Linked DNA regions of Homo sapiens: region 1 is linked to region 2. The links are chromatin loops, found by intact Hi-C in ENCODE. Cell type or tissue: CD4-positive, alpha-beta T cell. All regions are shown on one strand. Links, peaks and the distances in the headings refer to the core of each region. The heading gives the core; the rest is flanking DNA. Region 1 overlaps RIPPLY2-CYB5R4 (RIPPLY2-CYB5R4 readthrough). Region 2 overlaps NT5E (5'-nucleotidase ecto).

The links. Peaks named below come from ENCODE experiments on the same cell type or tissue, not always from the same donor. Only the 100,000 strongest peaks of a DNase experiment are listed, where the experiment ranks them.
Region 1: it touches region 2 in a loop (8-fold over the local background); 2 of 110 quality-filtered maps call a loop at or near these places.

The regions. Positions count from the first base shown.
Region 1 is chr6:83,876,310-83,892,331 of GRCh38, forward strand. The region is part of intron 4 of RIPPLY2-CYB5R4 (RIPPLY2-CYB5R4 readthrough); the gene reads left to right. The region is part of intron 2 of CYB5R4 (cytochrome b5 reductase 4); the gene reads left to right. Among named protein-coding and RNA genes, the nearest start is that of CYB5R4, 25 kb to the left of the region's middle. RefSeq lists a silencer at 8,307-8,376. In CD4-positive, alpha-beta T cell, for the core only: CTCF peaks have their summits at 8,357 (motif pointing right) and 8,562; a DNase peak (open chromatin) is centred at 8,342.
Region 2 is chr6:85,474,955-85,490,976 of GRCh38, forward strand. NT5E (5'-nucleotidase ecto) reads left to right here. Exons shown (of 9, transcript NM_002526.4): 4 at 10,281-10,478; 5 at 12,381-12,535; 6 at 14,540-14,645; 7 at 15,554-15,703. Among named protein-coding and RNA genes, the nearest start is that of NT5E, 33 kb to the left of the region's middle. In CD4-positive, alpha-beta T cell, for the core only: CTCF peaks have their summits at 8,331 (motif pointing left) and 8,533; a DNase peak (open chromatin) is centred at 8,327.

The DNA of each region.
Region 1 (16,022 bases), core at 5,328-13,327, 1.6 Mb before region 2:
GTCATTAAATACTTTTTAATGAAGTATTTTATTTTGAAAAAAGTTTCAGACTTACAAAAAAGTTGCAAGTGTGATGCAGTGAATTCCATAAATTCTTCAACTGCCTGGATTCATCCATTGTTGACATAGTTATCATTATATTTTAATGAAACCATTTTTTCTCCACTATTATTTTTTATACTTCTTTGCTTTTTTTTTTTTAGCAGCTGCTCTAAGGGTTTATGATATACATTTCTAATGTATCAGTCTACTTTCAAATAATATACTATTTCACATATAGTATAATAACCTTTTAATAATATACTTCCATTTTCCTTTTCTGTGCCTTATGCTGTTGTTGTTATTCATTTTACTTCTATATAAGCTGAAAACCCCACAATATGTTACTATTTTTGCTTTATACAGTTACTTATCTTTCAAAGAGATAAAGATAATTAAAAAATTATATTTTATGTTTACCCACATTTTACCATTTTCTGTGATTGTTATTCCTTTTTGTTGATCCAGATTTCTGCTGAAGAACTTCCTTTAACTTTTTTTTTTCAGACAGAGTCTTGCTCTGTCACCAGGCTGGAGTGCAGTGGCACGATCTTGGCTCACTACAACCTTCGCCTCCCAGGCTCAAGGGATTCTCCTGCCTCAGCCTCCCCAGTCTGGGAGTACAGGCGTGTGCTACCACACCTGGCTAATTTTTTATATTTTTAGTAGAGATGGGTTTCACCACATTAGCCAGGATGGTTTCGATCTCCTGACCTTGTGATCCACCCGCCTCGGCCTCCCAAAGTGCTGGGATTACAGGCATGAGCAACCGCACCCAGCCCTTTTAACATTTTTTTATAGTGCAGGTCTGTTGGCTATGAATTCCCTCACTTTTTTTCTGAAATGTCTTTATTTTGCCTTCATTTTAAAGATATATTGTCATTGAGCATACATTTCTAGATTGACAGTGTTCTTTTTTCCGTCAGTTTAAATATGTCACCCTATCGTCTAGTTTGCATAGATGAGAACTCTACCATCATTCTTTTTTTCCCATAGTATGTGTCTTAGTTCATTTTATGTTGCTATAAAGGAATGCCTGAGGCTGGGTAATTTATAAAGACAAAAGGTTTATTTGACTCGTGATTCTTGATGGCTTGAAAGTTTAAAATTGGGCATCTGCATCTGGTGAGGGTCTCAAGGAGGAAGATGAAAGGGAGCTAGCGTGTACAAAGATTACATGGTGAGAGAGGGGGAAGGGCAGGAGTGGGTGGGTGGGGGAGGATGTGCCAGGCTCCTTTTGACAATCGGCTTTCACAGAAACTAATAGAGTAAGAACTCACCCACAAAAGAGGGCATTAATGTTTTCAAGAGAGATCTACCCCGATGAACCAGACACCTCCCATTAGGCCTCACCTCCAACACTGGGGATCAAATTTCAACATGAAGTTTGGAGGGGACAAATGTCTAAATCATAGCAGCGAGTAAGATTTCTTTTTTCTCTGACTGCCTTTAAGACTTTCTTTTAGGTTTTTAGCAGTTTGACTATGATATGGTTTTCCCTGTATTTTTCCTGCTTGGGGTTCTCCAAATTAATTTTGGGAAATTTTCAGCCATTATCTCTTCAAATATTTCTTTTGCATCTTCCTCTGGGATTCCAGTTACAAACATGTTAGCCTATATTGTCCCAGGGCTCTTAGATGCAGCATTGTATTATCTCACTCTTTCCTCTTTTGTTTATGTTTGAATAATTTTTATTGCTCTTTCTTTAAGTTTGCAGAGTCTTTCCTCTATTTCCAGTCTGCCAATAAGCCCATTAAAGAAATTCTTCATTCTAATATCATGTCTTTCAATTTGCTATTTCCTTTAGACTTTGTTTTATGGTTCCCATCTCTCTGCTGGAAATTTCTCATCTGTTAGATGTCATCCACATTTTCCACTAGATTAAAAAAAAATCAATCATAGGTATTTTGACATGTCTAATAGTTCCAATACATTCTGGTTGTGTTGCTGTTTTCTCTTTTGACAATGAGTTGTTGTATCTTTTAAAAAAGATGTGTTTTGTAAATTTTTTTTTTTTGAGACAGAGTCCTGCTCTGTCACCCAGGCTGGAGTGCAGTGGTGCAGTCTCGGCTCACTGCAAGCTCCGCCTCCCGGGTTCACGCCATTCTTCTGCCTCAGCCTCCCCAGCAGCTGGGACTACAGGCACACGCCACCACGCCTGGCCAATTTTTGTATTTTTAGTAGAGACGGGGTTTCACAGTGTTAGCCAGGATGGTCTCGATCTCCTGACCTTGTGATCCACCTGCCTCGGCCTCCCAAAGTGCTAGGATTACAGGCGTGAGCCACCGCGCCCAGCCGTGTTTTGTAATTTTTGAATGAATGTCACACATTACATATAGAAGAATAATAGAAACTGTGGTATTTACACTCAGACATGTAGTACATTTTTTTTTTTCTGGCAGGTAGTTAGGTTGAATCAATCTAGTAAGTAGTTGAGCTAGATTTGGAGTGTATTTTGCTATTGTTACCATCAGTGTACCACAGACTTCAAATTCCTCCAGTGGTGGGCCACTGCTACCTTGGTTTTAATTCAGGGCCTGCAATGCTAGAGGGTTTTTTTCCCCCATTGTTCTTGTTCTACTCTTAGCTGACACCTTACCCTATATATCTTTGCAGGATCTTTCTCCATTGCTCTTCCCCCTCTCCAAAAGGCAGTGCTGTTACTTATTACTTGGTGTAAGACTTGTAGTGGGGGCAGAAGGGGTTTTGCAGTTTTCCTGTTTCAGCCTCAGTCTTAGACAGGTTTTATGCACCTGAGCCCCAGGGGCTGAGCTTTCTCATTGCTTTTGTACTTCCCCAAGGGCAGATAACTCCTGCATCGTACTCAATGCAGCATCTAGAATGCAGGCAGGTTTCATGAGCCTCTTCCCTTTGTGGCAGCTGGACTTTGCCTTGTATCAGGTGGGGAGGGCAGGGCAAAGGGTCTAGGATGTGAGCAGTTTCCCTGTCTCTTTTCCAGTGTGAGAGTATCAGTGTTTTGTATTCACACCGAATCTGGGTCTGAGTACATTTTCTGTTCTTTCCCAGTATTTAGCTAGCATTTGCCTAGTGTCAGTGCAGGATAAGGGAGCGTGTGTGTTTTACACTCTTTCCAGCAGCAGTTAGTATTTGCCTCCTGTCAGTACAGGGACCGGTGGTGGGAGGCTTTACTGCCCCTTTCCATCAATAGATGGCTTTTGCCTCCAGATAGGATCTGTGGTATGGGTGAAATTTTCCCTTTACCCTGGCAGTAGCTCATTAACACCTTGTACTCCTGTAGGCCTTAAACTATGGATGGACTTTTCTTTGTACTCTTGCACTACCCTCTAATCTTGCTGCAGATATTACACAGCTGTGCTACCAGTGGGCCTTTCTCGTGTCTGCTTTGCCTATAGTATTTCTCATGAGCATCTCAAGAGGTGAAAGATTATGAAAAAAGAGTTGGCAAGTGGGGACAGAATCCCCTTGTGTCTGAGGTTCTCAGGGATTCCAAATTGGCTCTAGTGCGCACTTGGCCCTTAAAGTTTGTTAAAATTTCAGTTGTTTTGTGGTGACGTCTCATTTTTCTGTGCTCTGCTGAAGCTGAAGGGGTTCATGTGGTTCATCTCCTCAGAGGGGCGTGTCATCCTTTGGAATTTAGATCATCTGGTTGCCTTATGACCTCACCTCTCTGATGGGCTCAAAATTTTATGATTTTTTAATGGATTGTCTGCCTTGTTGTTAAGGGTGAGAGCAGTGTTTTCTTGTGGCCTTCTACTGTTTTCCCACTTTTTAAATTTTTGTTTTTTATTGACACGTAATTGTACATATTTATGGGCTACCATGTGTCATTTTAGTACATGTATACATTGTGTAATGATCAAATCAGGGTAATTAGCTATTGATCACCTCAAATATTTATCATTTCTTTGTGATGGGAACGTACAATCTACTTCTTAAGTTTATTTTATCTTAATGAATCTTTGCAGCTGACTTGTTTTGGAAAATAGGAAATAGCCAAGAGCGGAAGGACTCATTGGCTTTAATTTTTTTTGCCATCCAGGTGACTAACAGCAAAGGTAGTTAAGTGCTGCTAACTGTCACTGTTAAACCTAAGGCATAGACAGTCAGGAAAATGAACCCATGAAGTTGAAAAGACATGGAGGAAGGCAGGGAAACTGATTTTTTTTTTTAAAGAGAATACTTGTGTAATATTGATGTAAGTTGTAAATCCGATTTAATTATTGTAAATGTGGCTATTGCTAATGACTTCTAGTCTCCCTAGGAGAAGTTTATAATTTTTTTTTCAAAACATTTAGTATGTAACTGATTGCTTAGATTACTGATTAATTTTTTATGCTTTTACTGGTCAATTTCCATTTAGTTAAATGTCAGGGCTGTTTTTCCAAGTAGTAATAACGTCACATAAGATGATCTTTGATAATTATGCCTAGTTAATCTTCTGAAGTGCTTAGAGACCTTTATCACATTCTGTTTATTAAGGAGGTAGTATTTAAAAATATTTCTCCTCCTGCATTGGCATCAATATTGGGCCGGTCTACTCTCACTAAGAAGAATCCTACAGTCATCTGCAAATAAGTGTCCTGGGAGCTGTTTAGGAATGGGTGGTGGTGGTAGGAGGTAGATCATAATGTTTTGACATGCAGTCTCTTTGCTTCTTGTTTTTAGTTCATTCTATTTCCTCACTTCAAGTATGTCTGTTTCCCTGAGTGTAATGTCTCTCTGGTTTATCTTCTCCAGAGAGCACACCTACACTTCTCATAGGGTTGGGTAAGAGGGTTGTTCCTTGGTTATGTGAGATATGCCACAGAGGATTTGGGGATTATACTGCCTTTTTTTCTTTTTCTTTCTTTTTTTTTTCTTTAGAGACAGGGTCTTGCTCTGTTACCCAGGCTGGAGTGCAGTGGTGCAGTACCAGCTCACTGCAGCCTCAGACTCCTGAGCTCAAGTGATCTTCCTGCCTCAGCCTCCTGAGTAGCTGGGACTACAGGTGCATGTTACCATACCTGGCTAATTTTTAAATTTTTTATAGAGATAGCGTCTTGCTTTGTTGCCCAGGCTGGTCTCAAACTTTTGTCCCCAAGCAGCCCACCACTCCTTGGTCTCCCAGAGTGCTGGGATTACCAGGCATGAGCCACAACACCCAGCCTCATACTGCTTCTTGTATTGAATTCGATAACTTCTTACACTATGACTTTCGGAGCTGCCTGGAATCTAATTCCTGTACCTTTTGGGGGTTCTGTTGAACAAATTGTTTTTTATGGAAGTTCCTCTCCACCTTATACATAAGCTTTAGTTTCACCTTTCTTCATTCTTCTAAGTATGTTATTACTCATCTGTTTGGTTTTCAGGCTTCCAGAACTTAGTTGCTGTCATCTCTTCTGATTTCTGTAGCTCTGTGATTTTATGTCTTATTTATCCTTTACAGCCATTTTAGAAAGTTTTCAGCATGTGGGAGACAAATGAATGCTTTTAATTCGGAAGTCCTAAGTTCTCTGTTGTCCTAGCAGCTTTTAAGCCTTTTTAGTTAACATTCTTGAATATACCGATACCACATTTACTTTAAATTATTATAAAATCAATTTGTCTTTCATTAATTTATTTTCCATTTGTCTTCATTGAAGTTGGAAAGTTTTATTGCCGAGTGCTCTAAAATAATATGCAGAGTTTCAGTGATTATAGCTGATTATCTCCTGTTAGATCAAGACTCCAACAAATGCCAACTATAAACTCAGACCACATATTTTAAAATACTATCTAAAGATACTGGTGAACAATCAAAACTGGTGAAGATGACTGGTGAACAGTCATCTATATGTAGAAGAAGGGATGTCACTGTGTGAGTTTCCCATTTCTTATGGCATTGAACTTGAGGTTATGTGTGTGTGTTCGTGCTGTGAAGGTGAAAACTCAGGTGGAGACTCAAAGTCTTACTGGCTTGAATAACTAGATGTCAGAAGTTGGGGCATCTGCGGTAACTGGAAGGGGAGAAGATCCAGAAAAAGATTCAGAGAAGGGTATAAACTGTCTAAATCTTGTATACGGGACAGACTCTATGCTACCTGAAGGCTGAAAACGTTGAACAGAGGCTTCATTTTTCACCCCAGCAAAGGGGAACCAGTTTGGAGTTGTGTCCAGTCGAGTTAATTGCCTACTAAAACAGTCAATAATCTTTGCAGGAATATTACAGAATCCAAAGTTTCTACAACATATTTATAAGGTCAGAATATAATCCAAAGTTACTAGATATACTCAAGAGAAAAGGCAGTTATTGGAGTCTGACTCTGAGATGATCCAGATGTTGAACTTAGTTCACAAGTATTTTAAAGCACTATTTATAACTGTGCTAAGTAAGTAAGTAAAAGAATATATGATACAGGCCCGGCGTGGTGGCTCACGCCTATAATCCCAGCAGTATGGGAGCCCGAGGTGGGTGGATCACGAGATCAGGAGATCAAGACCATCCTGGCTAACATGGTGAAACCCTGTCTCTACTAAAAATACAAAAAATTAGACCATGCCTATAGTCTGAGCTACTCGGGAGGCTGAGGTAGGAGAATCACCTGAGCCCTGGAAGCAGAGGTTGCAGTGAGCCGAGATTGCACCACTACACTCCAGCCTGGGTGACAGAGTGAGACTCCATCTCAAAAAAGCAAACAAACAAAGGAAAGTATGGATATAATGAATAAAAAATAGAAACTCTCAGAAGAATAGAAACTAAAAAATAGAAATTTAGAATTGAAAAATACATGAAATAACAAATTTGTTGAATGAGCTTAATAGCAGATTGGTGGCAACATAGACAAGACTTAATGAACTTGCAGATAGATGAATATAAATGTCAAATCTGAAGAACAGAGAGGAAAATTATCAGAAATAAAATGAACAGGGACTCAGGGGCCTGTCAGACAAAATAAAAATGTTTAATAAATGTGTCATTGGAATTCTAGAAGGAAAGGAATGAAAGAATGGGGCAGAAAAATATTTGAAGAAATAGTGGCCATATATTTTACAAATTTAGTGAGAGACATAAATTGTAAATTCAGAGGCTTAGCAAATCTAAACATAATTAATACAAAGAAAATAACATCTAGGCACATCCTAAACTGCTAAAAGCTAACAAGGAGAAAATCTGGAAAGCTGCCAGAGAAAACACACTAGGAAATAATAAAAACGACTGCTGAAGGAAAAGTAACACCATCAACCCTGAATTCTATACCCGTAGGGAGACAGAATTCTTGAAGGATAAAGATGAAATAAAGACTTTTTCAGATAAACCAAAACTGGAAATTTATTACCTGTAGATCTGCAATATAAGATAGATGCTAAAAGGCATTCATCAGGTTGAAAGTTAGTGATACCAGATAGAAGTTCAGATATTTAGGAGGTGGTAAATATGTAAGAGAAAATACTACTTTTTGTCCTCTTCATTTTATAAAAATACATATAAAAAATACATGACTTTAAAAGTTATAACATTGTATTGTGGAGTTAAAGGATAGGAGTTAGAGAGCAGTAAATGGTTCTTATATTACGTGGGAAGGCATACAATATTAACTCTTAAGTAAGCAGGTAAAAGTTGAGGATATATACTACAGTTCCTAGAACAATCACTTAAAAAATAATTTAAAGAGGAAGGCCAAAAAGCCAATCGATTAAATGAAATTCTAAAAAAAGTTTGGTTAACCCAAAAGAAGGCAGGGAAAGAGAAACAGAGACATATAACAGAAAACTTGGGGCTGGGAGGGAGATTAGTAAAATCTCCCATATTAATAATTAAGTGTAAATGAATCGAGCACTCTAATTAAAACTATTATAAATGATAGTTTATAATAATTATCTATCATGTAATTATAATTATCTATTGATAATTATCTTAATTATAGATAATATAGAGATTATCTCTTTGTGTGCACCCATGTGTAGATGTATGTATTATCAAGACCTGACTACATGATGTCTATAAGAGGTATACTTTAAAAACACAAATAGGCTAAACGTAAATGTTTGGGAAAAAGTATGCTATCCAGCTAGTAAATTTTATTATTGGTTGGACTATATTAGTATCTGATAAAAAGGATTATGAGGCAAAGAATCTTACCAGAGGTATAGACATTTTATAATGATAAAAAGGGTCATTTCATTAGGAAAACTGTTTATGCCTGTGATAGAAAAGATTCAAAAGGCATGAAGCTAACATTGATGGAATTGAGGGGTAGAATTAAAATCCTTAACTACAGTTGCATATTTTAACACCTTTCCTCAGCAGTTGACAGGAAGTAATTACAATAATGTGCAATTTCATTACTGAACACAAGATGGCAAAGTAGTCACAGTAATTGTAACAATCGACCTGTGCATTTCAATACAGTGAAATATGCCATAATTTTATCGTGTGAACACATCTTTTCTCCTCGTTTATTTTATAGACAGGAAATGAACAGTGGTGAATAATTGCAAGAATGCTACAGTATACTGGCATAATATTTGGTATATACGTTATAGGCATTAAATGAATTTTTGTTGAATGAATATAATGTGGGGCTTTTAGAATTAAATATTTGTTTGAATTTCAAAACCCAAAATTATTTTTTAATCTTATCACGGAAATAACGCTTTTACTTAAAGCAGTGGTTCTCAAACTTTTTGGTCTTAAAATATCTTTACTCTTTTATTGTTGAAGACTCCAAGGACTATTGTTTAGGACATATCTATTGATATTTATCTTTCAAAAATTAAGAAATGTAAAGAATATTTTTAAAATAATTTTACAAATAATGAGCCCACTATATGTTATAAATAGTACCTATGTTTATGAAAAATAGAAAAGTAGCATTGTTTTACATTTTGGCAAATATCTTTAATGTGTGGCTTAATAGATGACGACTGTATTCTCATGGCATCTTCGATATTCTATCTTATTTGTCATGTAGTATCTTGAAAATGTTACACTTGTGAAAGAATGAGAATAGAAAAAGACAAATAACATCTTGGTATTACTATGAAGAATTTTTGACCTTGAGCCACCAAAAAGGTCTTAAGCTCCCTCAGGAGTCCCTAGACCATATTTTGAGACTCTCTGACTTTCAGAAGTAAACAAAGAAGAAATGAAAAATTATTAATTAGTGGATGTGTGGCCTGAACCATGGTGATACAGTTCACTCCTTATTGGTGAGCCGTTATGGTTCACATGTATGGTTACCTAACCTGAAAATTTGTGGGAACTTCATCTGGAAGATAGATTAGTAGGTATAAAATGTCGCTTTAATCTTGCATTGTACTACCTTTAACCAAACCCTATCATATAGAGCTGGGTGTGAGATTAAGTTGGAGCATGCTGTAATCCAGTTCTGAATTCGGTCTTCTGAGCTATTTGTGATGTGATTCAGATTTTATAGATGGCTTTTCTTCTCTGTGGAGAGTTGGAATAGTGACTAAAAAAGAGCTCTCTGAAATTGGAACCTCTAACTATTGCTGGTAAGAATGGAAAACAGTCTGGCAGTGCCTCAAAAGGTTAAATATAGAATACTCTGTGACCCACCAAATTTACTTTTAGTTGTATATACTCAAGAGAAACGAAAATATAAGTCCACACAAAAACGTGTACATGAATGTTAATAGCAACATTCTTCATGATAGCCAAAAACTGTGCCTTAGTTCATTTTCTGCTGCTTATAACGGAATACCTGAAACTGGGAAATTCATAAAGACAAGGAATTTATTTCTTACAGTTATAGAGGCTGAGAAGTCCAAGGTCAACAGGCCACATCTTGTGAGAGCCTTCTTGCTAGTGGGGACTCCCTGCAAGAGTCCCAATGCAGTATAGGGCATCCCATGGTAAGGGGGCTGAGCATGCAAGCTCAGTTCTCTCTTCCTCTTTTCATAAAGCCACCAGTCCTACTCCCATGAACCCACTAATCCATTAATTCATGAATCTGCCCTGATGACCCAATCGCTTAAAGGCCCTACCATTCAGTACTGCCACATTGGGGATTATATTTCCACATGAACTTTAGAGGGGACAAATATTTAAACAATAGCAAAGTGGAACCAGCTCAAATGCTCATCCACTGATAAATAAATAAAATGTGGTATATCCATAGAAGAAATATTATCCATCCCTAAAAAGAAAAAATACTGATACATGCAACATTATGGATGCATCTTGAAGGCACTATACTACCTGAAAGAAGTTAGTCACAAAGACCACATATTGTATGATCCCATTTGTATGAAATGTCCAGAATATGCAAATCTATAGAGACAGAAGGTAGACTAGTGGTTACCTAGGGGTAGGGTGGATGGGAGTAATGCCATGTAAGGATGTTTCTGTGTACTGTTAAATTGTAATATCTGTTATGTGGTTAGTGTTCCCTTTATGAGGACTCATAATTCTTCACAATATCAAGAGTTACTCCCTTTTAAAGAACTAATGAGCTAGCAAGTCTTCTTTGTTTTATTTTTAATAAATTTTAAAATTAGATAATGAGACCACTGTTACTAGTGCCTCTGTTGGCTTTGGCTGCTAGGAAGTTCAGGACTATATTAAATGCTCACAGTAACGCTGTTAGTGAGGTTAGACAATTGGTATACTTTCTTTTCTAATACACATTTTGTTGTGGGTTTTTAAGTTTTTACACACAGACTTTCACAAACTTGAATTTAAATATTTTATTGTAGGATGCCCACAGTCTTTATCAGAGGCAATTGGGGTTAAATTGAAAACAAATAAATATAAAATGCACAAATGAAAAACTATAGGCAGTGTCTTTCAAGAGAGAAAGAATTCTTTCTGTATAAAAAGGCAATATTCGTTTTTAGGTAAAAAAATGATATCCTTGAACTGAGCTTTTTAAAAAAGTGGTGAGCTACTAGGCACTGGATCTGTTCAAGCAGATGCTGGATGATGCTTTGTCTGTAAGATATTATAGAGATAAAGCCTGTGCTGGATGAGGCTAAAAATTGCCTTAAAGTTCTCCTAGTCTTTAAGACTATCATTCTGTGATTTTGAAGTTTACATTTCTGACAACACAAAGTACTAAATGGTAATTTTAAAATGGGTAATTTTTATTCAGAGAACTTGTTTGAGAGCTCAGAATTCCAGATATAACACAAAAGAGGTAATTTAGTATGAAAAGATATTAAGAACAGGTACTACCAGTACATTGCCTAGAGAAACTCAGTGTAGTTATTGTTCTGAATATGTGTTTTAAATTGTGCTGCCTCTCTGCTATGATGAATTAGCTATACAGTGTACCCCTAATATTGCTAGGGCATTTAAAAATGATTTATTTAAACATTGGAGTATACCTTCCTAATACAACCGTTGTATTTTAGTTTTAATAAGTGGCTCTTCTGAACAGTTCTCAGTCAGTCCTTTTTTGGGTCTGTTCCTGGTTAGAGTTTAAAAAACAAAACACACACAAAAATAAAGTATCAGCATAAAGGAGGGGATGGGTGGGTGGGTGAATGGATAGATGGATGGATGGATGGGTAGATGGATGGATAGATAGATATTCTCCCTAAATCCCCCCTTTGCCACTGAAGAGCACCCATGTCAATGATCTAAAAATACCAGTTGGATTGTGACCAGGAGTCCTTATTTACAGTCCAGTTTTACACCATGGAGGATTGGTGTTTCATGAATCTGTTTAAGCCCATTTTTGCTGTTAATTATTATTAGGATTTAGGTTTTGCAGAACTCACTAATAGCCTAGTATCAATTTGAGATTATATCTGCTGGCCCATAATTATTATTTATTTATATTTAGTGAGTAATTGGATGCTCAGATCTGCCAGACCAGAGCAATTAGAGATGTGGGAATAACTTAATAAAATTGCATCACTGGAAAATTTAGATGGTTTCAAAATTAGTTTCTAAAAACCAGGTGGAACTCATAGAAGGCTAGAACCTTACACATGAGAGATTTTATTTCTAGAAGCCATATATAGTACAAATAGAGTACAGGCATACCTTGTTTTATTGTGCTTCACTTTATTGTACCTTGCAGGTAATGGATTTTTTACAAATTGAAGATTCGTGGCAACTCTGTGTCTAACAACTTTTTGGCACCATTTTCCCAAGAGCATGTGCTCACTTCATGTCTCTGTGTCACATTTTGATAGTTCTTGCAAACTTTTTCATTATTATTGTATCTCTTATGATGATCTGTGATCTTGATGTTACTATTGTAATAGTTTTGGAGTGCCACAAATCGAGCCCATATGAGATGGTAAACTGAATGGACAAATGTATATGTTCTCACTACTCCCCTGACTGACAATTCCTGTCTCACCTTCTTCTTGGGCCACTCCATTCCCTGAGACCCAACAATATTGAGATTAGGACAATTAATATCCCTACATTGGCCTCTGAGTGTTCCAAGTGAAGGAAATGTTGTATATCTCTCACTTCAAATAAAAAACTAGAAACGATTAAGCTTAGTGAGGAAGGCATGTTGAAAGCTGAAAAATGCTGAAAGCTATGCCACTAGTGCCACACAGTTAGCTAAGCTGTGAATGCAAAGGAAAAGTTATTGAAGGAAATTAAAAGTGCTATCCCAGTAAGCATACGAATGATATAAGAAAGCAAAACAACCTTATTGGTGATATGGAGAAAGCTTTAGTGGTGTGGATAGATTAAACCAGCCACAACATTCTCTTAAGCCAAAACTGATTTAGAGCAGAATGCTAACTGTCTGCAATTCTAGGAAGGCTGAGAGAGGTGAGGAAGCTGTGGAAGAAAAGTTAGAAACTAGCAAAGGTTGGTTCATGAGGTTTAAGGAAATAAGCCACCTTCATAACTTAAAAGTGCAATGTGAAGCATCAAATGCTGATGTAGAAGCTGCAGCAAGTTATCTAGAAGATCTAGCTAAGATCAGTGATGTAGTTGAATACACGAAACAACACATTTTCCATGTAGATTAAATAGTCTTCTATTGGCTAAAGATGCCACGTAGGAATTTCACAGCTAGAGAGGGGATGCCTGGCTTCAAAGCTTCAAAGGACAGTCTGACAGTCTGACTCTCTTGTTAAGGCCTAATGCAGCTGGTGACTTGAAGTCAGTGTCCATTTACCATTCCAAGAATCCTAGGGCCCTAGAGAATTATGCTAAGTCTGCCCTGCCTGTGCTCTATAAATGGGACAACAAAGCTTGGATGACAGTACCTCAGTGTTTATAGCATGGTTTACTGAATATTTTAAGCTCAATGTTGAGACCTACTGCTCTTTAAAAAAGTTTCTTTTCAAATTACTACTCATTGACAATGCAACTGGTCACCCAAGAGGTCTGATAGCACTGTACGTCATGCCTTCTCTATTAAGCTGTTCTTGCATTGCTGTAAATAAATACCTGAGACTGAGACTAGGTAATATATAAAGAAAAGAGGTTTAATTGGCTCATGGTTCTGCAAGCTATACAGGAAACAGTGCTGGCATCAGCTTCTTGGGGAAGTCTTAGAGAGCTTTAACTCATGACAGAAGGCAAAGCAGGAGCAGGCACATCACATAGCAAAAGCAGAAGCAAGAAAAAGAAAGAGGAGGGGTGGAGGTGCCACACACTTTTAAATGACCAGATTCTTCAGAACTCTCATGAAGACAGCACCAAGCCATGAGAGATCTGCCCCCATGATCCAGACAACTTCCACCAGGCCCCACCTCCAGCATTGAGGATTACAATTCAACATGAGATTTGGGCTGGGACAGATATACAAACTATATCACCTTCTAACACGGCATCCATCCTGCAGCCCATCAATCCAGGAGCCATCTTGATTTTCAAGTTTTATTATTTAAGAAATACATTTTATAAGGCTATGACTGCTGTAGATAGTGATTCCTCTGATGGATCTGGGAAAAGTAGATTGAAAATCTTCTGCAAAAGATTCACCATTCTGGATGCCATTAAGAACATTTGTGATTATGAGGAGAGAACAAAGTATCAACATTAACAGGAGTTTGGAAGAAGGTGATTCCAGCCCTCATGGGTAACTTTGAAGGGTTCAAGACTTGAGTGGAGGAAGTCACTGTAGATGTGACAACAGCTAGAAAACTAGAATTAGAAGTGGAACCCAAAGATGTGACTGAAATTGCTGCGTGATAAAACTTGAATGGATGAAGAGTAGCTTCTTAGGGATGAGCAAAGAGAGTGGTTCTTGAGATGGAATCTACTCTTGGTGGAAGATACTGTGAACATTGTTGAAATGACAACAAAGGATTTATAATATTACATACACTTAGTTCGTAAAACAACAGCAGGGTTTGAGAGGATTGACATCAATTTTGGAAGCAGTTCTACTGTGAGTAAAATGCTGTTAGACAACATGGCATGCTACAGATAAATCTCTCATGAAAGGTCGAGTCAGTTGAAGGGCAAACTTTACTGTCAACTTATTTTAAGAAATTGTCACCGCCACCTCAGCCTTAAGCACCCAACATGCTGATCAGTCAGCAACCATCAACATCAAGGCAAGACACTTCACCAGCAAAACGTTTAACTCAGTTAAGGCTCAGATGATATTAGCATTTTTATGAAAGTATATTTAATAAAGGTATGTACATTATTGTCTTAGACATAATGTTATTGCACACTTAATAGACAACAATATAGCGTAAACATAACTGTTATTTATTTTAGAGACAGGGCCTCACTGTTTTTTCTGGCTGGAGTGCAGTGGCATGATCATGGCTCACTGCAGCCTCAAACTTCTGTGTTCAAGCGATCCGCCCACCTCAGCCTCCCAAGTAGCAGGGGGACTACAGGCACACTCCACCATGCCTGGCTAATTTTTAGGGTTTTTTTGTAGAGACAGGATCTCACTATGTTGCCCAGACTGGTCTTGAACTCCTAGCATGAAGCAATCCTCCTGCCTCGGCCTCCCAAGCTACTGGGATTACAGGCATAAGCCGCCATGCCTGGCCTAAACATAACTTTCATATGCACTGGGAAACCAAAACATTAGTGTGACTTGCTTTATTTGCTTTACTGCAGTGGTCTGGAACCAAACCTGCAATATCTCTGAGGTACACCTGTATAATAAAGCACGAAGAAAAAGCATAAAGTTTGTTTTTTTATGTTTGTATTTCTCTGCCACATCCAGGGGTCCAAGTTTTTAGTTGTTCAGAAATACTTTTGAGAAGGAAAAAAAGGGAGATAAGGAAGGAGAGAAAGAGCAAAGAAGAGCCTCTGAATCAGAAGAAATGCACCTGTTCTGTTTTGGGGCTAGGTTTAAGTTTCATAATTAGCAAATTACTAACACAGCCAAGTGCTTTTTGATCTAAAGCATCTTGGACTGAGACACTATTTAACAGTGTTAATTCCTTGTGGTAAGGGATAGACATTCCTAGTTTTTTTCGTCTGGAAAGCATGGGATACTACTCACGTCCACGGAGTGATCCTAGCCCCTATCAGAAAGAAAGATAAGATTGTGACAGTATAAGGGTCAATGTAAAGGGCTAGCAGGTTAGCAGAGAACATGTATGGAATGTTTTAGGCTTTATGTGCTCATCATGGATAGCTATTTAAGCTACCAGAAGAGCTGGTTGCTGAAACTCGTGGAATTCCATCACAAATGATCATGGGTTGTAGATTTCTTGTTCTTGAGAAACTGTAGAACTCCAGTCAGGACTTGATTGTAGAGAAAGTTTGGAACTCTTGTTTGGGAGGCATCCTCTGTCTTAAAAAAGCCTATTGGGAGTAATTCTGATCCTAATCATTACCACTCACGTTTTTGGTCTCTGGATTTTGGAGCATTAAACAATGGGAAAAAATTCTTCTAAATCTTGTGGGACTCTAGGCATATGGGGAAGGAAAAAAGAGGGAACTTAACTAGTTTTGTTCAGACTTATTTGGAATGCTGCTGAAAGAAATTCTGTGAATTTACTTCCTTTTGTGCTTACCTTTAAGAGACTTTATAAAGCTGGACTGGTTGGTTATTTTCTAATATATAGCTGGTCAAAAAACTGCAGTACTTTTCTTGGGTCTGAAATCCAACCTCTTCTTTTCT
Region 2 (16,022 bases), core at 4,957-12,956:
AAACATTAAAGGTAATTCCAGGACACAATAGGGATGAGGCATATTGCCTGTTTAAATAAACTTTCCTGGCCTTAAGAAAACAACTCTGCTGAATAATTTTATGGAATTAGAATGACATTAAAATAATGAATCTGATAAATATGATTAGTTAATAAAAATACAGTTAAAATAATACATCCCTTGGAATTTTAAATCTTACTGAGAACCATTTCTGCACGCACAGTATCCAATATACAAACACACATGGAAGAAAACCTTTCCAAAGCTCGTGGATTGCACCCTCATATTTTCTGTTCTGTTATTTGAGTTTTTAAATGCTGGTTACCACCCATTATATTAATTTTATTGTATTGTAGCTTGCTCATATTTTTTTAAAACTCAGCTTCAAATAAGGCATGACTAAAACAGTGCATGAATGGATCCCTTCCAAATGTTGAAAGTTATTCCAGTTTCTTTCCTTTCCAAGTACCATGCATATGCAGCTAACCCTAGCATTGGCTGACCAGTCTAACATCAGAGTGAAGAGAAGGGAACTTCCCTCTACAAGGCTTACAAAATGATAAAGTTACAAAGATAAGAGCTAAAATGCAAACGCTTTCTCTAAAGAAGTTAAATCCTAGAGTCACGAACTGGTCCATGTTGCTTCCTTTAGAGAAAAAAGTAGTAAAATCAGTGCAGGTTGAAACCTGCAGCAGGTACAACAGGGGACTCTATTCTCTGTGCTGTCCTTGAAGGGACTCCAAAGATGCTGTTTCTCTGTTTGCCTCCCAGTATTTTAAGTGAGTTTTGGATTCTGCAAATCAATCTGGCTAGCTATGGCCTTGGGTGAATATAAGCACCAGTTTCTATAGCCGCAAGTTAAAGGGATTTGAATTGTTAATTCTGTCATCCCTCCCATTCTAACATCCTGTTACCTAGAAAATCATCCATACATAGAGCCTGAAAGCTTACTTTTCAGGATTTGGGGAAATAAAAAAAAATTTGGTAGAATACCTCATACTTTCATTAGGCTACTGATATGAACTTAATTATTCCTCTAACTCCTTTGAGGCTCAGACCTTCTGTCCCCTGTCTTATCACTCTCATCTAATCACCTCCAAGCAATGTCCCACGTCACTGAGAATTTAGTATCCAATTTCCTATCTTCTGCTCCACTCCAGCTCCTGCCTTCACCTGGCAGAGTGTCCATGTGGGTAGTTGATCCAATACCCCAAGTTCAGAGTCCCTTGATCTCCTCAATCCAGTGACTGACACCTCCACTCCATTTCAGCAACTTCACTTCTGGGGCCACAGGCTGAGACTTGATTATCTCCAGAATTTCTCCATGTCCAAAACTGAAATGGGATAGTTCCCTTGACCCCTTCGTGGGACTCATGAAGGGGTTGTCTTGTTTACTCATCCTGCAGCTCTCAACTCCTCATGGGAGGGAGAGCACATAGGTGAGTGGGTGCAGAGGGTGGGACAAGTGCTTCTGGGTGCTGGCAGGAGTAGAACTCTGTGCGGCCCCGCAGCAGCATCTAGGTGAGTATCTGTGACCCCTGGAGCCGCAGAGGGCATGTGTTACAGTGTGCTCTTTTAGCTTTGCTGTCCATGGACAGCTTAAGTGTTTTAACAGCTCAGTGTGACAGCCCTCTGTATCCTGAACTCTTGTTCAGCAACCAGGAAGGATCAGCTTGCACGAACAAATTGAAGATGGTGAATGTGGAGAACTTTATTGCTGATGAAAATGGCTCTCAGTGGGATGGGGAGCTGGAAAGGGGATGGAGTGGGAAGGTGTCTCCCCCTGGAGTTAGGCCATCCCCAGCTGAACTCTTCTCCGAGGTCCTACCGTCAAGCCATCCCTCTGAAGTCAAGCTGCTTTTCACCAGTGTCAAGCTTCTTCTCTTCTCTCCTTCTCTGCCATTCCACTGCCAGTGGATCCTGGGGTTTTTATGGGGACAGGATGGGGGGCAGGGCGGGCCAGGGTGATTTTGGAAAAGGCAACATTCAGGCAGCAAAATGGGGATATAAAGTTCTCACTTTGGGCCACGGGTCCAGGCTTGAGGGTGGAGCCATTGCCAGGGACCCCACCCTTTTCTACCTAGTATTTCCCTGCCTCCACTCTCCAACTCTCTTATCACAGGCCTCCTATCCATAAATCTTTCTCACTCCCTTATTTTTTTTAGAGCTCACCTTCAGACTTATGAAAGCTCAAGTCTTTTGAATTCCTCTTTCCCTCCCAGTCCAGCAGGCTTCACTTCTCTCCTTGCTAGCCTGGAAGTGTCCATTACACCCTTGACTGTGTCGCGGCTGACACATGGAAGGCAGGTGTCTGGTATTGTTAAATGAACGTTAACAAGTGCAACTTCTTTAAAAAGTAAGATTTCTTTATTTGATTGATCAGTTTTTTTTTTAATTAAGTATCTAATTTCCATTGCTTCTGGATTTAGGCACACATATTGAATATAAAATTCAAAACTTTTCATGTATCTAAAGAAATAATTTTAATGACCACAGAATTTTGCTCTTAAAACAAATGGAGCTTGCAATATAATTATAACTAAGACAGACTACAAGCACCTGCTGTGTTTTCTTCATGCTGCCATCAGGCTGGTGCATAGTCTGATGGGATGGATGCATCCCTGCTGTAATAGGAATAAGTAAAGAGGGTGGGAGACTGTTGTTGGTGTTTACAATCATTATTCATCTCTCCATTAATTTTCATCCTTGCAGTTGAGATAATCTTGCCTTTTAGAACGAGAAAACAATCTTATTACTTACAACATTCACAAGACAGGGAAACACTCCTCAACAAAGAACCATTTCCTTTGGGCATTTGATAAGAACTGCTGACATCTGTGTTTATTAAGTGATGTGGGAGAATCAGCCAAGGGGCAGAGGTGTGGGTGGTAGCTTCAAAGGTAATTTCCTGACTGAGTGTGGTTGGGCATGTTGGCAATCCCAGTGTTTGCAATTCCAGTGCTTTGGGAGGCTGAGGCAGGAGCATCACTTGAGCCCAGGAGTTTGAGGCTGCAGTGAGCTATGATTACGCCACTGCACTCCAGCCAGTGTGACAGAGAGAGACCTTGTCTCAAAAAAAAAAAAAAAAAGGATTTTGCTTTCCTGGTCTGTTTGAATGTGGTAAGCACAAGAACTTATTTGTACTGGTGGTCACCCACTTGGGTCCTTTCAGTAAACTTCTGGCCATGGCCCAGCCTGAGCACCTGCTTCCTTTACAGAGCAAAGCCAGAGCCTTCTGGTTTGTAATTTTTGCAGCCACATAACACTGATCCATTTTAGCTGTCTCATGAAACTGCTTTCCAAGATGAAGTGAGACTATCCGAAACCAAAATCTAAAAAGAATGACTACAGAACGAATGGCAGTCCAAGGTCATTTGGCAGGGTAGAATTATAAGGAAAGGTGATGGCCAGCTACTGTGAAGTCTTAAGCCCACTCATAGGTACGAATCTCTTACCAGGACTGAAGTTTGTGTTTCCTTAACTTTGCTGCTTGATGGTCTTCTGCAAAGGATCTCATTTCTCCAGCTTTCACTGGGAAGTGGCATGGGGTTTTCGAAAGTGCTTTAAACTCTAAGAACTGGTTTCCTCTCAGGCTTAGCCACCACTAGCTGTCTGACTTTGGACAAGTTACTCAACCACTCTGAGCATCAGCTTTCTTTTTTTAAAATGGTGACAGTGATATGGCTACCTTAGAGAGTTGTGGAGATTAAGTGAGATAATATATGAACAAAATATATAAATATGTCTATATTAGACATATATGATCTGTTAAATATATTTATATATATATATAGAAAGAATATTAGAGAACTGACATATTTATCTTAGACCTACTATGTTCTAGGGCCCAGTTCTGCTCATGTATTATCTCTCTATATATATAGTATTGAGAGAGAGAAAGAGAGAGAGAGCTAGAGAAATAGAAACCAGTAGGATATATCCTATCTGAAGAACTCTAATACAGGTATTTCACTGAACAAAATGGCTTCTCCTTAAAATGTATTCCAACACCAATTTCCCCTCCTTGCTTCTCATACATATTAATTCACAGAAATTATATTGGTCATAAGGCGGTAGGACTATGAATAATTTTTTTCTTCTGCATTTGCCAAATATTCTGTAATGCTAGTTTTATTTTTATAACAAATTTTTAAAGTCCCTGTAAACCCTATAAAATTAACTACTAATCCTAAACTTGAACTGTAATACATATTTTTGTTAAATAAAAAAAAAGATATCCTAAATTTGAGAATCTAAGCTAAATTCACAAAATGACTAAATGTATCTTCTTACTCTTAAACGATAAGAAACCAGGAATGCAGTGGTTTAACCCAAACAGCCTAGGTATTCTTCACTCATTTCTCTTGTCCTCAGTATATGTTTCCCCCAGGCCAAGAAACATTTATGGCTAGGAATTCATGACTGCTCATCTGTAAGACACTCTCCAAGTACTCTGTCATGATTTGGAACCAGAGCTTTGGCCTTCCATTCCAGATGACCTCCAGGTTCTAAGCTTTATCTGAAGTACTCCACACTACATTGCACACCAGCATGATGGGAAGGAATGACTCAAGGGAACTGGGCATTCAGACCACTCACCAACTACACACAGCCTTTCACACAGCAGTAGACAACCTTTGTAGGAAGACCTCTGGCCAAATATTTATATATCAGGAGTATATCAATGTATGGTCACAGTTACCTCCTTTTTAATCTCAAGAAATAAAGTCATTACTTCTGAAAAGAACACCAGTAATGGAACTACACGGGCATGCCAAGATGAAAATTAGTCTCTCTCTCTCTCTCCACCCCATTCTTTTGGCCACTGCATTTTAAACAGGCCATAGTGATAGAACCAGAAGGTAGCTGTGTTTCGATTATTTTTGTTTTCTTATTTTTAAACATTGCTTTATAGAAGCCTGTTCTATAATGTAAGAAGTGAATAGGAATCCTAGTATCTGGAATGATGCTGAGCCATGGAGATGGCCAGATTCCATGTGAAGAGAAGAGGCTGGCAGAAAGCTAAGTATTTGCTCGCTTTCCCTACCCTGTATTCATGGAGCAGCCATTACAAAAGATGACGCACCAGACCATGGGCCTGGTCTTGCTAGGTGGTGGAGATCCAAAATGCTGGGCACTCACTGGAGCTCCGTGAAGATCTGTTGAATGAGTGACTAAATGTGTGGTGAACTGTCCCTACCTACAGGGTTCCCTGCTTTGCCCAGCCTATCAGGCTTGGGTACAAGCAGATAGCCTGGATTGGATTTCATGAGGGCTTTGTGCCCACTCTGTATACTACCGGAAGATGCATAATCTCTTTAGACTTCCTGGGTCATCACTGAAAGGCCAGAGGCAAGAATTTGAGCAGTAAATTGAAGCATGTGCAGAGTGACATAGTCTGGGCATAGATAACAGTACCTGACCCCTCAAATTCCCTAAAGTTGACATGACAGCTTGTGCATCATGGTTTGGTACAGAGATGACTGAAGAGACAGTGGTTGCTCCTCTGGTTGCTGGACACCTTTTGAATGGGCTGTGATGACTGGAGAGCGTGCTCTGTCCTGGTCACCTGAAGGTGCTCCTAGACTAGCAGAAGCAGAGACAGCAGCCAGGCCTGACTGGAGAGCTGGAGGGACTGGGTGCAGGGGACTTCTAGGCCAGCAGTTTCTGTGCTGTGCTCGGAGGGGCTCTGGTGGCAGGAACCTAGTCCTGGGTTCCAGCTCTACCAGGGTGCAGCCTGAGGAACTCAGCTTTCCTATTTATTGGCTTGCCTTGCCACAAAGGATTTCTTGTGTGTTAAAGATACTAATAGCTTAAACAAACAAACAAACAAACAAACAAACTATTGATTTAAACCACTAATCAAATCTTTGGTTTTACAAATTTAGAAAATAAAATTAGGCCCCAGGGACTAAATGTCTCTCCTATGGTCCAGAAACCAGACTGAAACTGACCTAGTAGCAAAACCCATTCTCCTGTATCCCAACTCCCAGTTCAGGTTCCTCTTCATTAGCTCCCACCCAGCTGCATAGTTGAGGACACTGAATTGAGGGGACCTGGGGTAAAGGGCTGGCACTCAGGCATCGCTGGCTTCTACATGATTCCACCACATGGAAAGCATCATAATCATGTATGATCCCTAGAAAAGTGTTTGCTAAACTCCTTAAGTTGTCATTCAACAAACATTTATCTAGCACCTACCACATGCTAGGCAAATTCTAGAGACACAGCTGCCCCTGCCCTCATGGAACTAAATGTCTTGAAAGAGATACTGGCCCTGATCAGATTTTTTAAAAATACATAATTATGCAAATAAATCATATTATATATAATTACAAAGCATGGTATGAAAGGAAAAGTACAAGATGCTGTGAAAGCGTATAAAAGGAGGACTTGGCCAAGTCTAGAGGATCATCAGTGAGTGTTCCCTGATGGACTAACATTAGGGCCAAGATCAGAAAGATGTCCAGGAGTTAACATGGTCAATAATCACTGTTAATCTTTATTAAGCATTTCCCTTGAGTCGAGTCAGGCTTCACTTGCTGCATTAACTTCTTTAATCTCCACAATAACTCTGTAAGGTAGGTGCTTTTGCTTTTTTTCCACTTTACAGATGAATAAACAAGAAGTAAAAAGATGTAACTAATTCACATGTAGCCCTCTGGCTTCAGAAGCTCTTTACTCCATAAGGTTCCTGGGCACGTGGGTGTGGTCTAGGAATGGGAAGAGGCTAAGAATGCTGAAGGGCAGACTGAATGTTCCAGATGAAGCTGGCGTGATAAGAAAGGGCCACATCATGTGGGTCTTATAGGTTATGATATTCATGTTAAAACTGTTAATGTTTTTGAAATATCTAAAACCAGGAAGTGCATGATCATATTTATGTTTTAGAAAGATCACTCAGGCTGCTGTGTGGAGACTGGAGTAGAAAGAAGCATAGAAGAGACCTACAGAGACTAGGAAGCTGTCACAGTAACCTAGGCACAAGATAGTAGTGGTCAAGACTAGCTTGCTTGAGGAAGTGTAGAGAAGTAGACAGATAAAAGGAGCATCCAAGGAGTGTACACTTCTAAGTAATTTAAAAGAAAGAGTCAAATCCCTTAGAAGCAATCATTTGAAATAACCTAATTACCAATCCTTTTTATCCAGTCCTCTTATGTTGTCCCAATTCAGGAATTCTTAAACCAGTTCTTGTGTTAAAATCATAGCATGGACTGCCTTACAACATTCTATACTTCAGTCCATTGAAAACCACATCAGGCCAGGTGCGTGGCTCATGCCTATAAGCCCAGCACTTTTGGAGGCCAAGGCGAGAGGACTGCTTGAGCCCAGGAATTGGAGACCACTGAACTCTAGCCTGGGCAACAGAATGAGACCCTGTTGAAAGAGAGAAAAGGAAGAAAGAAAGAAAAAAGAGGAAGGAAGGAGGGAAAAAAGGAAAAAAGGGAGGGAGGGAAGGTGGAAGAAAGAAAAAAAAAGAAAGAGAAAGAAAAGGCTGCTTCCTGGCACTTCTATTACCATGTGACACGAGAAGGGCAATTGTCCAGACCCACACTTAGGTTCACCACAGTCCTTGGTTCCCAGGACAGAGTCCTTTGAGGTTCCTTCAAGCACCCACACCATGCTGGAAAATGCAGGCTTTATAAACTCCAGATGTCAGTCCACAACTCCACAGCCCCATTGGGTTTGGTTCCTGGATGAATTCTCGGCTAGATGACTGGAATAGAGTTCTGGTGAACATCTTCCTTCCTGCCAAGATGACAAGTCAGGTTTCTAAAGACAGATGTGTAGCTCTTTGTGGAAAAAATATTCTGGGCACGAACATCTTCGGCTGAACGGCATGGAATGGTGTGGAAAATGTGAAGCCCTGGACTGGTTTCTGTGTCAGTGGTTTCCTGGGACTGCCGAGTTGAAGGGGAGCAGAAAGGGCTCAGCTGTGGAGGAGGCAGAGATTAGCCAAACTAGACCAGCTATCGCCCCAGCTGCATGGATAGCATCTTCCTTCTTGTTCCTGATTAAGCTCATTTAATATGCCAATGACAAAAGGATCATGAAGGTCTTTCCAAATGAATGAATGTTTTCTGGAGCTGAGATTGCTGGCTCCTATTTGCATAGTAGTGCATACTGAGGCATCTGACCGGATTACTGGATTCCTAACTTTTACATTCTTTTTAAGCTCAGATATTTCTACGGAAGGCAGAAAGATAAAGGCCAAAAAAAGATCAGGCTTGCCTAGCTCTTGGGTTTCCAGGAAACTGACAGACTCCTGATATCTGCAACTAGTGCTTTCTCTCCCTGGGCGGGGCGTTCTCCGCCACCTTGTGGACATTTGGGGAACTGCACCGCCCCAGCATCTATGATCAGAGGAACTGACAGAGGCTGCCATAACTACCTGGTCCCCTGAAATAAAAACCAGGCACCAGGTTTGCCCAAAGGAGGACCAACACATAGCAGAATGAGGCTGAGTAGGATGTTAACCTTCCATGCTGGTCTTCCATTATCACGTTATCTGCCACTGTCACAGACAACATCTGCATCCGCTACAGATGGAGATGGAACAAAGGCTTTCACTGGATCTCAAGTTGGATGCTTCTGTAAAAGTAAAGTTCCAAGACCTTTTTCTTTTTTTTCCCCAGTGACAGCAAGAAAATTGGATGTTACTATTGGCAACAACTATTTCCTGCTTGTGAAGCGTTGGTATTTGCAGTGCTTCTGCCCTGTGGTTATTGAGCTGAAAGGGGGGCTGCTCTTGACATAGGAGCATGGCAGGATTGGATTCTTCATAACATGCTACCCAGCTTGTCTTATGTGAAAAGAGAAGCCCAGAAAGAGCTTGGGACACAAAGATGCAAATCCTGGGTTTGCATTTGATTTGTTAAGTGTCCTTTCACAACCAGCTTGCAGACTTTAGGGGAAAAAAAATACATGGTAGGCTTGTGGGTAGTGGAGAAAACATAAGCTCCAGTACCTCACAGCCTGGGTTTTCAGTCTGCCTCCTCCCAACCCTCATCACATACCAGCTGTGTGACCGTGGGTACTCTGTCTATGACAATCAATTTTCTTGTCTGCAGAGTACAGATAATAGAGGACCTGCCCCATGGGAAGCTTGGAGGACTAAATGAGATTAAGCCCAGGGCCTGGCTCATGGCCGATTCTCGTAACAGGTCCATGTGTGTAATCAACATGTGCTGAAGTTCTCTGGACCCTCTGTAAATATCTAATAGGAACGACTAGCCATGGGTGTGATGAGGGAGATGCTAGAAACAGTAATGGGGTCAAATGAATCTGTCCCATAGTCTCTAATTTGAAACAGCTGAACTGTGCCATTGTCTCCTTGGAGGTAAGATATAAGCCACAGAGTGCCTGAAGCAGGTCTACAGTTAAGGAACTTAAATGTGCTAAGTGATTAAAGGCTGGGCTGCCTACTCCCTGTATGGCGACACTCTCCACCCTCCTGCATACTCTCCACTACTCCAGGCAGTGGTGGGCCTCCTAGCCTCTGGGTGATGAGCAGCTCCCACATCTCCCCTTTGAGACAGAGGCCTGCAGAACCTGACCAGTGTGAGGGCTGGCTGGGGTCAGGAGTGTGCCTGCTGGTTGGCCCTCAAGGTGAATGTGGCTCTTCTAAAAGACACCTGAAGGGATGCAGAATTTAGCAGCAAACGCCAAGAACAGCTCTTTGTCATCTCTGCATCTTCTACTAAAGATTTTAAGCTCCGAAGTATATGTCTGGGGTTTCTAGAGATTGCTATTCCCTTATAAGGGAAAAAATACACCCTTATTGTATATTTATTGAGCACCTACAATGTGCCAGGCACCCCAGCTAGGGAGTTTAGATATTTAATCCTCTCAGCTGCCCTGTAAAATAGGGATTGTTTAAAATGGATTTCGCCCACCTTATAGGCAAGGAAACTGAACTACAGTATGGTAAAGTGGCTTGGCTAATCCACCTGGCTAGTGAGAATGGAGCCACAGTGAACCTGGAGGATACTCTTCACGGCGTTCCATCTTTGTGTGCCCCACAGCACAAGCACAATGCCCGGGTCTTAGGAAGAGCTTGGTAAATGACTGCTGAGTTGAGAATGGTAGGATTCATGTACCAAAAGGGCATTTGGAAATGGGCAAATGCCCAGATAGGGCTCTGAAAGACTAGCTATGTAGAGCAACAGATGGCAAATCATCAATTTAAAACTCTGTCATCCAGCCAGTAGCCCGCTGGCCTACAGCCAGCCATGTATGTACAAGGGCTGACTTGATCAGCTGTGGCTCTTTTATTTCAGGCAATCCACCTTCCAAAGAGGTGCCTGCTGGGAAGTACCCATTCATAGTCACTTCTGATGATGGGCGGAAGGTTCCTGTAGTCCAGGCCTATGCTTTTGGCAAATACCTAGGCTATCTGAAGATCGAGTTTGATGAAAGAGGAAACGTCATCTCTTCCCATGGAAATCCCATTCTTCTAAACAGCAGCATTCCTGAAGGTAAGTGAAGTTCAGGGGAATGTTCCACCAATCTAAAATTTAGATGGCTGGATATTTTGCTCCTTCCCATTTTTTTCCTTTAATGTTTCAGGAAAAGACTATAATACTGTTGAAGAATTTAGTTTCTTCCTTGAGTTTGCCCTCTTCATGGATAGATTTAAAACACACCCAAATGCCAAAAGCCCCACTTGCTTCTTCAAGTCTTCTCAGCATCAGATTCCATACATCACTGCTTCCTCTGCCTTTTAAAATCTTGATCCTGACATGCCAAAGCCACTCTCAGCTTGTGTTTACAGGAGAGATAACTGAACTAAAGGGGTTCTAATTGGGCAGAGCGGGGCTCAAGTCCTGGCCCCCCAACTAGAGGCAGTGTGCCTTAGGCAAGTTGCCCAATCTCATGGGCCTCAGTTTCTTTATCAAATGAGGGAGTACCTTATTTATATGTCTGAGTCTATTGCGGGATCTGGCCAGCAGCCCGCAATGCAATGGGGCTCTCTCTTTGTTCCTAGGCAGATTGGCAGGTTGAGAAATAATAGACACACACAAGATAGTGAAAGCTGGGTCCAGGGGGGTCACTGCCTTCTGGTCCTGCGGTGCCAACAATGCACTGGATATACCAGCATTTATTATTAAGTTTAGTGAGGGCAGGGGTACGTTAGTGAGGGATTTAGGGTCATTTGATTATGAGGTGAGATGGTCACATGGGGATGAAGTAATTCTTTAACATAACATTTGTATGTAGAAGTACAGTACATTTGTATGTAGAAGTACAGTATGAGATAAGAATTTACAATATAGTGTGTGCGTCAGTAATTTCTAACAGAGCCTTAGAACAGAAACACAGTCTTTCCATAACCTATGATTAGCAAGATATTAATCAGCAGTAACAATTGCAACAAAAACTGGTTACAAATAATCCATGGAAACAGGACATGAAGCTAGATAACCAGTTAGACCAGAAATTCTCAGAGGGGAGTACGCCTTAACCCTAAAGAGGCCTAGAAGAGCGGCGGCAAGATGAGCGTGTTTATAGCCCTATCTTATCCATATGGACAGGCCCCCCCCATGCGTCCGTTTATAGGCTCCCCACAAGGGTCACATTCCATTCCCAGAGCTATGAACATCTGCTTTTCTGGGATAGGAATCTTGGTGATGGGAAACCTCCCTGACTGCACGTCCATTTGTAGGCTCTCTGCAGGGGGAAGCACATCACGTGCTGTTGGCTCATTGTGGCAGTCCAACCTGGCATTGTCTTTACACAATCCTGCATGCAATTTTGTATTTACAATAATCAGGAGCATTTCATCTTTTATTCCGTAGCAATAGTTTCAGGGCGTCTCCCTACATGAGTCTCAGAGTAAAAATACATTTTTATATCATTGATTTTCATATGTGTACAGAACACACTCCTGTGCTTGTCTCTCACTTTCCCTTTTCTGTTGACTATGATCATGTCAGGAAGATGAGGTGCACAGCACCCAGGTGAGCCTGTAGTCACAACACAGCCCTCTCAGTAGCCAGATGGGAAAGGGGCCCAGGACCACACTGACAGCGATAGCCCAGCTGTACCTCAGCAGGCCTTTTATAACTGCCCCTGGGCCTTTCAGAGCTCCTACCGCCACCACTAATGCTGTCCCAGGTGGGCCAATGGGTAGCTCATACAGATGTGATGAGCTGGTAGATGTTCAGAATATTCTTAAATTAAGATGCATTCCAGGTCTTATTACCAGGAAACAAAATAGAAGTTCCTAAGGAAATTTCATGGTCAAAACCAAAATGCACACAAATATGGTAAACAAATATGTTCTCACAGCAAGTAAGATAGATGATGTTTCATTCCTTTTCCAGAATTTAGCCCAGTGTGAGATTTAATTGTAGGGTACCTTCTTTTCTTTCTTCTAGATCCAAGCATAAAAGCAGACATTAACAAATGGAGGATAAAATTGGATAATTATTCTACCCAGGAATTAGGGAAAACAATTGTCTATCTGGATGGCTCCTCTCAATCATGCCGCTTTAGAGAATGCAACATGGGCAACCTGATTTGTGATGCAATGGTAAGTCATCAGCAGGAGTGGACATATGCTAGGGAGGAAGGAAAGGAAGAGGGAAGAGGAAGGAAGGATGCGAGAAGGGATAGATCGATAGCTACAGAATGAGGGATTTCAAAACATTTTTAGCCAGGGTGGTGGCATGTGCCTATAGTCCCAGCTACTCGGGAGGCTTAGGTGGGAAGATGGCTTGAGCCCAGGAGGCTGCAGTGAGCTATAATTGCACCAGTGCACTCCAGCCTGGGCAAAAGAGCGAGACTCTGTCTCTAAAATTAAATAAATATGAAAAATAAATAAAACATTAGTGCCTAAACAAAAGCCTGATGTAGCTTCATACTCAGTACCTTCTTAAGGTGCTGGAAGGAGATCAGGTAACCACCAACATACTGCTTTACAAGAACTAAAACCTTTATTTTAAGGTGTTCTTAGATGTCTGAATTTTGGATGTTGCTTTCCTTTTGTAAGATGATGCAAATGCACAAACTCTGCTACCCTGGAGATATCAACATAATAGATAAAAGCATATCTGTTTGGCCAGACTGTTTTTCACTCATCTGTTCACTTGACTCCAGAGAACCCTGGCCTTGTGTGACAGGAACCTCTTTCACAGGCACAGAAAGACAACACACAGTTTTAATGGTAATAACAAGTCCTATGGCTGAGCAAGACCAGGTATGAAGAACAAGCCCGTCTACTTGTCACCAGGCGGAATGGCCATGGTAGCTCTCTGGGGGCCTTACTGAGCCAAGGTCTCCTATGTCGGACTACTACTTCCATGGGCTCACAGCCTGCACCCAGGGAAGTCATTTCTGTCAGTGCTTGGCATGCATTGCCCAGTGCCCAGGATACAACTGCACTCGATAAATGTTTGCCGTGTAAATGACAACAATCATGCTCATGCCAAGACCAGACTCATGATGTCTCCTCAGCATCATGCAGTCAATGCCAGAGAAGTAGTTAAGGAGAAGCTGGTATATAAATGTTAAGAGAAGTCTGGAGGGAAACAACCCAGGCTGTTGGCAGTGCTTATCCACTCTGTTAAAGAGGCTAGGACAAAGGAGAGCTTTTGCTTTTTATTTATTTATTTATTTAATTAATTAATTTATTTATTTATTGAGACTGAGTCTTGCTCTGTCGCCCAGGCTGGAGTGCAGTGGCATGATCTCAGCTCACTGCAACCTCCGTCCCTTGGGTTCAAGCGATTCTCCTGCTTCAGCCTCCCAAGTAGCTGGGATTAGAGGTGTCCACTACCACACCCAGCTAATTTTTGTATCTTTAGTAGAGACGGGGTTTCACCATGTTGGCTAGACTGGTCTCGAACTCCTGACCTTAGGTGATCCACCTGCCACAGCCTCCCAAAGTGCTGGGATTTACAGGTGTGAGCCACTATGCCTGGCCTTTTTTTTTTTTTTTTTTCGGCTTTTTGTCTCCTAAATGAGAATATATTCATTTTATTTCTTATAACTAAACATATATTTTGTAAAATAAAAGTAAGAATGGATGTGATTCTCCCCAGCTTCAAAAGGCTGTCTCTGTCTTTCCAAAATTGCCAACTTGGGAATCAGCTGCAGACATAGACGTGGAGGCCAGGTTCTCTTTGGCATGAGGTCTGGTGTTGAGCAGGCTCTAGGGCCAAGCCCTCAGAATCAGGCAGAGGGCATGGCCTGCCCTGGAGAAGCCTGTGCAGGAGTGACTCTGCAGGCCACCTTGCATGGGAGGCCCAGTCCCGACACCAGGGCTACAACCGAGAGACCATTTTGCTAAGGCCACCTGGCCTGACAGTATGGGAGTTTTAGGAGGGGGAAATAAGAGTTTGACATGGACTGGTAACAGTATATTTTTACTTCTGGGAGCATAAAATTAGTTCTAATTATAGTTGAGAGATCCCTGGGAACACAGCAGCAGGTGAAAAGCAGCTTTATTTCCTCACTAGAGCTAACCAGATTCCTGGAGCTGATCCTAAGGAAGAAGAGCCAGAGTAACTAGTGTAAATCTGTGCTACTGTTGCAGATTAACAACAACCTGAGACACACGGATGAAATGTTCTGGAACCACGTATCCATGTGCATTTTAAATGGAGGTGGTATCCGGTCGCCCATTGATGAACGCAACAATGGTATGCTCCCAGGCCCAGCTCCTCAGTGTGTCATGTTCTCTCTCTGATCTCCTTTTCTGTTATGGTTCTTGCCCTGAACACACCCATGTGCAGCCTCAGTTCATCTCTGCTGCCAGCCATGTACCAGAATGTCAGTCCTTTAAATTAGGGTTAGCCATTATTAAAGTCTAAAACCTAGCCTGAAGGACACACACAAGCTTGTGTGTTCTTATATGTATTCACACACAGAAGCTGCAGGTAAGGTTAGTGGAACTCAAACTTGGTCTGAATTTCTGACTTACAAAGCTATACTAGTTGTTTCTGATTTATGCAAAATAACAACAGTCACCACCTTGGCATCTGAAAAGAGACAAAATCACCAATCTTCTGTCCTGAAAAAGACATACCACTGGATTAAAATGTTACCTTAGTATATTTACAGATATCCAAGATTATATCATATGGCAAAACAAATCAACTACACAAATACTCAAGACACTCTTGTAGCCCTCCCTGATTTACTGTGAAAACCAATCAGTATCAGTATAAGGCCCCAAACGCATCCCATTGTCAGACAACAGGGACAGGTTGCAGGGGCACATTGTTTGTCTGGAGGAACGGAACAATGCAAAACAAACTACTGGAGATCCAGCCCCAAGCTAGCAGATCTAAGACTGAGCATGGTGAACTTCTGAGGCACAGCCATTTGTGAGCTCCCGCCATCTTGCCCAGTGGTGGAGTGCAGGGCCAGAGGCCTCCTAAACTCATTCCCTTCCTCAGTGTCAGGAACCACTTAGACATAGCTAATGATGCTCTATAAGCTTCCCATGTCCCCCTCATTTCTTCCCCCAGCGCTGAGGGAAACTGGTCATGGTGTAAGCATTTTCTCAAGCTATTTTCCTTCTTGCCTCATCTGTGACTACCCTCAGGCACAATTACCTGGGAGAACCTGGCTGCTGTATTGCCCTTTGGAGGCACATTTGACCTAGTCCAGTTAAAAGGTTCCACCCTGAAGAAGGCCTTTGAGCATAGCGTGCACCGCTACGGCCAGTCCACTGGAGAGTTCCTGCAGGTGGGCGGTAAGTCACCCATCCTGTAGGGCTGGCCCATCCAAAGTGACATGGCATTTCCTGCTGGTTGGCTCAGCTTCCCCTTCACCAAAATTCCTGTGGTCAAACTGGTTTGGATTTTTCCCGACCCAACACCAATACCTTACCCTTTAATGGCTGTGGACTCTCAGAGCCACTAAGATTAGGTTGGGGTCAAAGCCCCAAAGCCCCAAAGCCCTGGCAATAAGCAGTATTTGCCAAGTCTGATTTGGACATCAGATGGGCCCTCTAAGCAGGTCACCTGCTTTGAGGTCTAGTTTCTAATAAAATCTTATTTAAGCATTCAATT